Linked DNA regions of Homo sapiens: all the other regions are linked to region 1. Evidence: read pairs that join two places in POLR2A ChIA-PET (ENCODE). Cell type or tissue: OCI-LY7. All regions are shown on one strand.

What was found. ChIA-PET counts read pairs that join two places held together with the same protein. Peaks named below come from ENCODE experiments on the same cell type or tissue, not always from the same donor. Only the 100,000 strongest peaks of a DNase experiment are listed, where the experiment ranks them.
Region 2: POLR2A ChIA-PET joins it to region 1 with 5 read pairs; 1 of 35 experiments calls an interaction of 5 or more read pairs at or near these places.
Region 3: POLR2A ChIA-PET joins it to region 1 with 5 read pairs; 1 of 35 experiments calls an interaction of 5 or more read pairs at or near these places.

Annotation. Positions count from the first base shown.
Region 1 is chr1:226,109,734-226,112,233 of GRCh38, forward strand. No RefSeq gene overlaps it. Among named protein-coding and RNA genes, the nearest start is that of LINC01703, 27 kb to the left of the region's middle. RefSeq lists silencers at 274-373, 454-913, 1,294-1,343 and an enhancer at 1,762-2,269. In OCI-LY7, a CTCF peak has its summit at 1,105; DNase peaks (open chromatin) are centred at 228, 658, 1,038 and 2,028; H3K4me3 peaks cover 2,421 bases; H3K27ac peaks cover 2,086 bases.
Region 2 is chr1:226,453,297-226,455,796 of GRCh38, forward strand. No RefSeq gene overlaps it. Among named protein-coding and RNA genes, the nearest start is that of PARP1, 46 kb to the left of the region's middle. RefSeq lists a silencer at 1,761-1,968. In OCI-LY7, no CTCF peak of the experiment used is centred here; a DNase peak (open chromatin) is centred at 1,035.
Region 3 is chr1:226,354,391-226,356,890 of GRCh38, forward strand. No RefSeq gene overlaps it. Among named protein-coding and RNA genes, the nearest start is that of LIN9, 46 kb to the left of the region's middle. In OCI-LY7, no CTCF peak of the experiment used is centred here; DNase peaks (open chromatin) are centred at 831, 1,461 and 1,961; H3K4me3 peaks cover 2,500 bases; H3K27ac peaks cover 2,500 bases.

The sequences.
Region 1 (2,500 bases):
GGGGCTTCCTGGCCTGTCACCTCCTCCTGAGCTGCTGCGAGGAGAGGCGCGTTGGCCTCCTGGGCCACAGCTGCCTCCCTGCCCAGGGAATCCCGGGAGATGCGAATATCGAAGAACTCTGAAAATCAAATCGCATTTCTAAACGCCAGGTGGAGATTTGTTTTGAGGTTCCTAAATGACAGATGTCCCGGCGGAGGAGCGCAGAGGAGGGCGGGCCAGTTGCGTCGGGAGAGGAGGAGCCGCAGGCTGGGAGGCGCGCGCGTCACTCGCGGGCAGGGGCTGGCTGGCCGGGCGCGCGGCCGGGCGGGGGCTGCTCCGGGGAGCGCGGGGGCGGGGGCGTGCGCGTGGCCGGGCGTGCGCGCGACCACCCGGGGCGTCCAGGCTGCCCGCGCGCGCCCAAGCCCTGCTTAAAAAAGGGAGCCCCGAGCCCGCGCCCTCCGCCCGGTGCGTCCCGCGGGACGTTCCAAGAGCAGTGCGGAGAGCGCGTGGGCCGCGGCGGAGGCCGGGCTGGGGGGCGGGTTCGCGGCAGTTCCCCCCGGCTCCCCGGCAGTTCCCCCCGGCTCCTCTGCCGCCTGGCCCGGGAGCTGCCCTTTATTTATTTATTTCAGTGGGCAAAGCGGGGTCATTTGTGTTGAGGACGCAAATCTTTCCAGGAAGTTTGTGCCTATTAATATTTCAGTTCCTGGCAGCCGCCTCGAGTGCGGGGCGGGGGAGTTCAGTGCTGCGGGGGAGGGAGGCGCCTGCAGCTGCCCTGGCCCACTGGCCTCGGCTGGCCGCTTGCGGCGAGGCCGAGGGGCAGCCCCTGGGCCTCCTGGGCGCCCCCCGACCCCCGCCACCACTGGGGAAGGCAGGGCCGGCGCGGACCCCCAGAGGCGCGCGGATCCCCAGAGGCAAGCCGACCTGCTTCCGGAGCCACGCGCGGGGCGAAAGAGGCGGCCCCGGATGCTGCGACCAGAGCGAGGGCGCCAGCTCGGGGCTTCCCGGAGCGGGGGCGGAGGAGGCAGCAGCCCGGAGAGGCTGCTTAGCCACCAGATGTCCGCGGGTGGCCCGCGCGGCGCGGGCGGAGGAAGGAAGGGCGGCTCTAGGGGCGTCCTGGCTAGTCGTCCGCGACCGCGCTCTCGGGTAGCCGGGGATGGCGGGGCCTGGGGCCCGGGGCCTTGCTGACCTTGCTCCAGCCACACAGCCGGAGGGAGCTGCAGCAGAAACTTGCCATTTTAAAGCTCGGCTACCCCTCACCACCACCTGGCAAGATTGTCATCATCTCCAATCTACAGAAGCGGAAGCCGGAGCTAAATAGCCTGCTAGAGGTCACGGTGCTGCTGCCCAACGGCGGGAGCCCGGATTTCTGACATGTCTTGCAAGAAAGAGTCCCTTGGAAGCAAATGCAATTATATTCTTCTGTGGTATCAACCAACAGAATCCCCCCACTAAGGGGAACTCAAGATACCGATGGAACTCTAGGCTGGAGCGGCGGGAGTTTGCCAGATACTCGTAATCTTCGTTCCCCAGCATAAGTGCCTGCTCACTCTTTCCAGCCAGTCACATCTGGAACACCCATCATTTTCCCAAAGAAACTATTTTTAACACCCCCAGGTGCATATTTAGATAAAGGCATTTGAAGCAGTTGACATAGCCACCTCTGGAGTGTGGGCTCCTGACAAGGACACTTCAAATGCTAACTGTCCCCAGGGGATAAATTTAAGTCGTCAAGCACACAGGGACATCACACTGTCTCTTCCTCAGTATTCTAACGTCATTGGTAGACCCTATGGCCGCCTTCCTGCGCAGGATTATCAGCCCACTGCTCAGGGACTCTGTCCAGCTCTGCATGGAAGTCACTGGCACCAGGTCATTAGCACCAGGGCCAAGACTTGGAAACCTCTGGGCAAAGGGAGGGTTTGTCTCATAAACCTTCTCACTCCAGGGTCCTCCTCCCCTTTGTAGCTCCTTCCCCATTCTACCTTTCACTGGCACACCTGTTCCTTTCACTGGCACACCTGTTCCTCCCAGGTGGCCAATGGGCCCGTAGGGAGGATATGACAGATTCTGGCATTTTAAGGTAGGACTCGCTGAGTCCCCAAGGGAGTGTGAGCAGAGCTGGCTATAGCATCTGCCTCCCTGAGATGCCAGGCTTGGTGATGCAGTGGAGGAATCTCAGCTCCCATGGCCGCAGGCAGCAGGAGACGCGTTTTGGAGGCTTAAGTCCTTGAGCATGGCTGGTCCTATGAGCCTTCCCAGCTCGGAGCCATACCCAAAGTGCCCTGCTTCTGTTTGCATTCACGCCCACGAGGGTTCAGTGAGGGAGGTCCATGAAATAAATGCCCTCTCCTCGGCTTGGGTGGGCCAGGCCCTGCCAGCTGCCTTCACTTTTGGCTGCAGAAAGCCTGCCAGGCTGCAGTGTGCAAAGGCCTGGAACAATGACTGGTAGCATCAGCTATTTTAATGCAGAGTTAGGCACACAATCCTTGCTAAATATAAATACAAAGGAAAACCCCAAAGT
Region 2 (2,500 bases), 340 kb after region 1:
AACAAGCCAAGACATATCTTTCTTCTTATGTCCTTAAATCCTTCAGGGTAAGGGTTGTGAGGCTCCTGCCTCATGGTTTGTTAGATGATGTATCTATTCTGGGGGCTGAGTGTCTGTTACCATGTGAGGCTAGCTGTGCAGGGCCCACCAGGACAATGTCGCTAAGACCTTGGGCTGCAGGGGAAGAGAGGGTGAGGGGCCGGGGCAGGACTGCCCACCTGTCCACCCCTGCATACTCACTGCTGACGGTGGGCACAGGAGCACCCGACTGGAATACTGATGAGACAGGCCTGGGCCAGGCCCTGACTCTGGGCCCTGTCAGGCTCCTAAGGGAAAGCCAAATGAGCAAGTTCAAGTAGAAGGTGTTGAAGAAATCGATGGAGAAAACAAAGAATTCTTTAAGGGCATTTTTGAAAGCAGGTAGGGTTTTTGTTTTTTTGTTTTTTTTCTCATTTTTGAAAGTAGGTGGCTAGGGAGGCAAGTGCACTGGGAGACAGTGACAGGTTCAGATGAGGCTGTACTTGCTGGGTGATGGCCAGGATTCATGCACAGGGATCACAAAAGTGGCTGTCAGGCACATGGGGACAAAAGCAGGCTTTTCCTGGCCCAGGAGGAGGGGCAGGATTTGAGGGTGGGTGGGGAAGAGATAGAAGTGACTGTCTCAAAGCCTGTGAAGAAATATGCTAGTCATATGCAAATCAGGTACAAATGAACTTGAGACCTCATTTCACACACATCTTTGACCCTGGGGAAAAGTCTTAAATGAGATCAAGATTTTCTCTGGAGCAGAGGCTGGCAGGGATTAAGGGGTGGTGGGTACCTCTGTGGTCTGCCCAAGTGGCTCCTGTCACTGGTCAGCTACAACTGGGCCATCGGCTGGGCTGGGATGTTTTCTCGGAAAATTTCATTGTTGGGTTAATAAAGGCCCATTCGTGTTCTGTTCTGGTTCCCCATTTGGCAGAGCAGCCGTGGCAGGGGAGGCCCCAGGCCAAATGGACAATAAGGCTCGTGTGTGTGTGTGTGTGTGCTGCACACGTGTGTGTGGCTATTTATGGTTACAGCCTGGTCTATACAGCTCTGTGCCCTGCTTGTTAGGCTGTGCTGAATGGTGCAAAAAACTCTTACTTAGGAGTCCAAATAGGTGGGCTGAAGCCGCAGTCCCATCACTTCTGAGCCAGACTGGGGCTGGCCTTTCTATCATGAGCCTGGCCTTTCTATCATGAGCCTGAGTGTTTCAGGTAGAAGTAGACATAGTGAGTCATTCCTTCCCTTGACAGCATCTTTAAGGGATAAAGACTAAAACTCCCTCCCTTTCCTCTCCAACCCTTTTCCCCAGACGTTAGAGAGATTTGGATAATGCATAAGAATACTTGAAGTTCTTGGAGAAGCTGTTATTACATTTCCTTTGTCAACTTCCATGGCTGCAAAGCACTTTAAGATAATAATAAAGACAGCAATAACAACTTGTACTTATAGAGGGCTTCTGCTTTCAGGGAACCTCTACCCTATTATTGCATTTTAAACAGTCACAGGATTCCACTAGATGACCAAGTTTTGGGATTTTTTTAAACCCACAGTTGATCTATTCAGCAATTGAAGAACATTTGGGTTGTTTCCAATTTTTTCTTTCTTTTATTATTATTTTAATTGATACATAATAATTGTACATATTGATGAGGTACAGTGTGATATTTTGATACATGTACACAATGTGTAATGATCAAATCAGGGTAATTAGCATATACATCATCTCAAGCCTTTATCATTTCTTTGTGCTGGGAACAATGGCAAGTTGTTTTGGGGAAGGGCCAGCAGTTCCGGAGGTTTACTGGGTCCCAGGCACTGTGCTGGCGCTTCACACGTGTTCTTATTTAATTTCCACAGCCTCAGACCTGGTTACCAGGATACCTGGACACCTCTCACCTGGTGTCAGGAGCCCAATTTGTCAGAGGAAGAAAATGAGATTCAGAGAGATTAAATGTTCTTGCCTCACCTCAAGTCACTTTTTTGCAAAGTGGCAGATATAATTAATCAATACAAATAAAAGCCACTCACCCAAGGCAACCTTGTAGAATCCTCGACCCCCACAGTTCTGACTTGGAGCTGGGTCGCATCTGAAGATGCACTTACAGAAACAGAGTAAATAATTGAAGAGTAATTTTCAGCCTTGAATCTTCTGAAGAACGTTTAGGAGGATCCAATTTCTAATTCCCAGCTGTATCTCTAGTCACTCCCGTTTCACCCTCTAATTCCAGTCCCCTGATACTCTCTGGAACTCCACGTTCACCCCAAAACTGCTACCCTCCTCTGGCCCAGCCACCTTTTACTCCCCGTTTTTTCTTTTCTCTTTTGTATTCTTCTTTTTAAAATATTTATTTATTTATTTAATTTTTTTAGACAGAGTCTCATTCTGTTGCCCAGGCTGGAGTTTAGTGGTGCAATCTTGGCTCACTGAAACCTCTGCTTCCGGGTTCAAGCGATTCTCCTGCCTCAGTCTCCC
Region 3 (2,500 bases), 240 kb after region 1:
TTCTAAAGACCTTGAGCTCAAGGGCCGCTGAGAATCTGATGGGCTTATGGACCCACTACCCACAAAAGTGCCCGTGTCTCAGCTTCTGTGCACAATTTCTAGGGCATGACACGCTCTCAGGCCACATTCTTCACTCCCTTTGTCCTTGCTGACATCCTGCACCGTGCCTGATACTCTAACTCCAGCCTTCCTGCAGCTGTGGGGCACAGGCATGTGCCCCAACCCCTAGGCAATGAGATGAGAAGACAGGACTATTGGGAACAATGGAGAAAAGTTTTTCTCTCTGGTAAAAGATGAGGGGGTAACTCTCCTTTCCTGCCTCTGGATGGTGGTGCTAGGTGTCCAACTGCCATCTGGCAACCATGAAAAGCCAAGAGAAACAGAGAAGCAGAATTAACCAACGCTGCAAACATCAATTTTTAAAAATTTTTATTAAAAAAAAATTGAGACAGAATCTCACTATGTTGCCTCACCCAGGCTGGAGCACAGTGGCGCCATCTCAGCTCTCTGCAACCTCTGCCTCCTGGGTTCAAGCAATTCTCCCACCTCAGCCTCTCAAGTAGCGGGGACTACAGGCACGTGCCACTCTGCCTGGCTAAATTTTTGTATTTTTACTAGAGATGGGGTTTCACTATGTTGGCCAGGCTGGTCTCCAACTCCTGACCTCAGGTGATCCTCCCACTTCAGCCTCCCGAAGTACTGGGATTACAGGCATGAGCCACCGCACCCAACCTTGTTTTTTTAGAGTCAGGTCTCGCTGTCGTCCAGACTGGTGCAGCGATGTGATGTGATCACAGTTCACTGCAGGCCGGAACCCCGGGGCTCAAGTGATTGTGATCCTCCGACCACAGCCTCCCTAGCAGCTGGGACTACAGGCACAAGCCACCATGCCTGGCCAAGTTTTTAAATTTTTTGTAGAGACAGGGTTTCATTATGCTGCTGGGCTGGTCTTAAAACTCCTGGCCTCTGGAGATCCTCCTGCCTTGGCCTTCCCGAGAGTTGGGATTACGGGTGTGAGCCACAGTGTCTGGCTCCCACTTCTTGAAATGTGGCTTTCCTTTTTATTTTTTAAGCTGAAAGCAGCTCAACTGACAAACAGATTCCCCAAAGACCACCCAAACCAACTTTTAAGAGTTCATGGACCCAGTTTAGGAAGCATGACTAGTCTGGTCTCCTCATTCTACTGTCTTCTCTGGTCAACTTGCTTCTGCAACTAGAAATTAATCATGGAAAGGTGAAGGCAGGCTGGAATGTGGCTTTCCGAGTCACTGTGTGTTGTCTCTGAACTCTCTGGAAGAACTGGGATGAAAGGCAGTCTTCACATATGAAGAACAATAAGGTAGAAACATCACAATGGAAAAGACACGTTCTCAACCTGGCTCAATCTCAGCCTCTCTTGGGACCTCTTACCTCTCTGAGCCTGTTTCCACATCTGCCTACTTCACATTAGGTTGTCTCGAGGGACTGCACATGAAAGTGCCAGAGTAGGTTCTTGCTGGCATCTGGCTGACTTCTTCCGGACCACAGTTGTTCCACAGCATGAAGATGCAGCCTGCCACCCACGAGTGGTTCAGAGGATGATCCAGGAGGCTGAGTTGGCTGCTGCCTTCTTTCACTTTGGCCAGGAGAGCAGTGAGAGCACAGTGCACCCGGGATACTGAGGCCCTGCCACCCGCTTGTCATCAGGGAGAAGAGGCAGGAGCTGGTGCCACCATCTGCTTCTCACCACCCTCCATCAATACCCTGCTGGCTTGACTGCCTGCTGGCTCCATAGCTTGGGTTCTTGTTGGTTCACAGAAACAAAATCCTTTAAAATTATATTTCTGGAATCTTATAAAGTGCTAGGCAGACACAGAGATCACAACAGCTCCAAACTTTGTTATTGGCTCTAAACCAAAGTTGCACACTGGCTTATTCAAATCTAAAAAGCCCAGCCTGGTCCCTGGGTGAGTACCACATGGCTAAAATTAGCCTGGCCATCTGCTGAGACAGCAGCTGGGCTATTCTGAGCCCCAGCAGGCCTGCCTGAAGTGGAGCTGGGCCTGGGAGTAAGTGCTGGAGAGGCTGGACACTTCACAGTTAAGGGGACTACAGGGAGGGACATGGAGGATGAGGCCACACTGAGAGGGAAGGCCAGTGTCATGGTGATGGTTTCACAGGATAGAAAAAACACAGGATGGTTTCTGTGTCCTGTTCTCTAGTTTCTCCTCTTACCTGGAGCTTCCTTTTTGGATTCAGACTCGAGCAAAACCACTCTTTGGGATTTTAACAATAATGACTAAGATTTATGAAGCACTTATTATAGGTCAGGAACCACACGAAGTACTTTAGGAGAATCAGCACACACACTCTCAAGACAATTCTAAAAGGTAGGTACAAGATCTGGGGGATTCAGAATGGCCTGATTGTTCCTTTTACAGAGCCCATGAGAGAGGTTTGGTTGAAAGCACCAGACAGGCATGAGCCCTGGCTCAGACAACCCCAAGAATATAGGGATTCC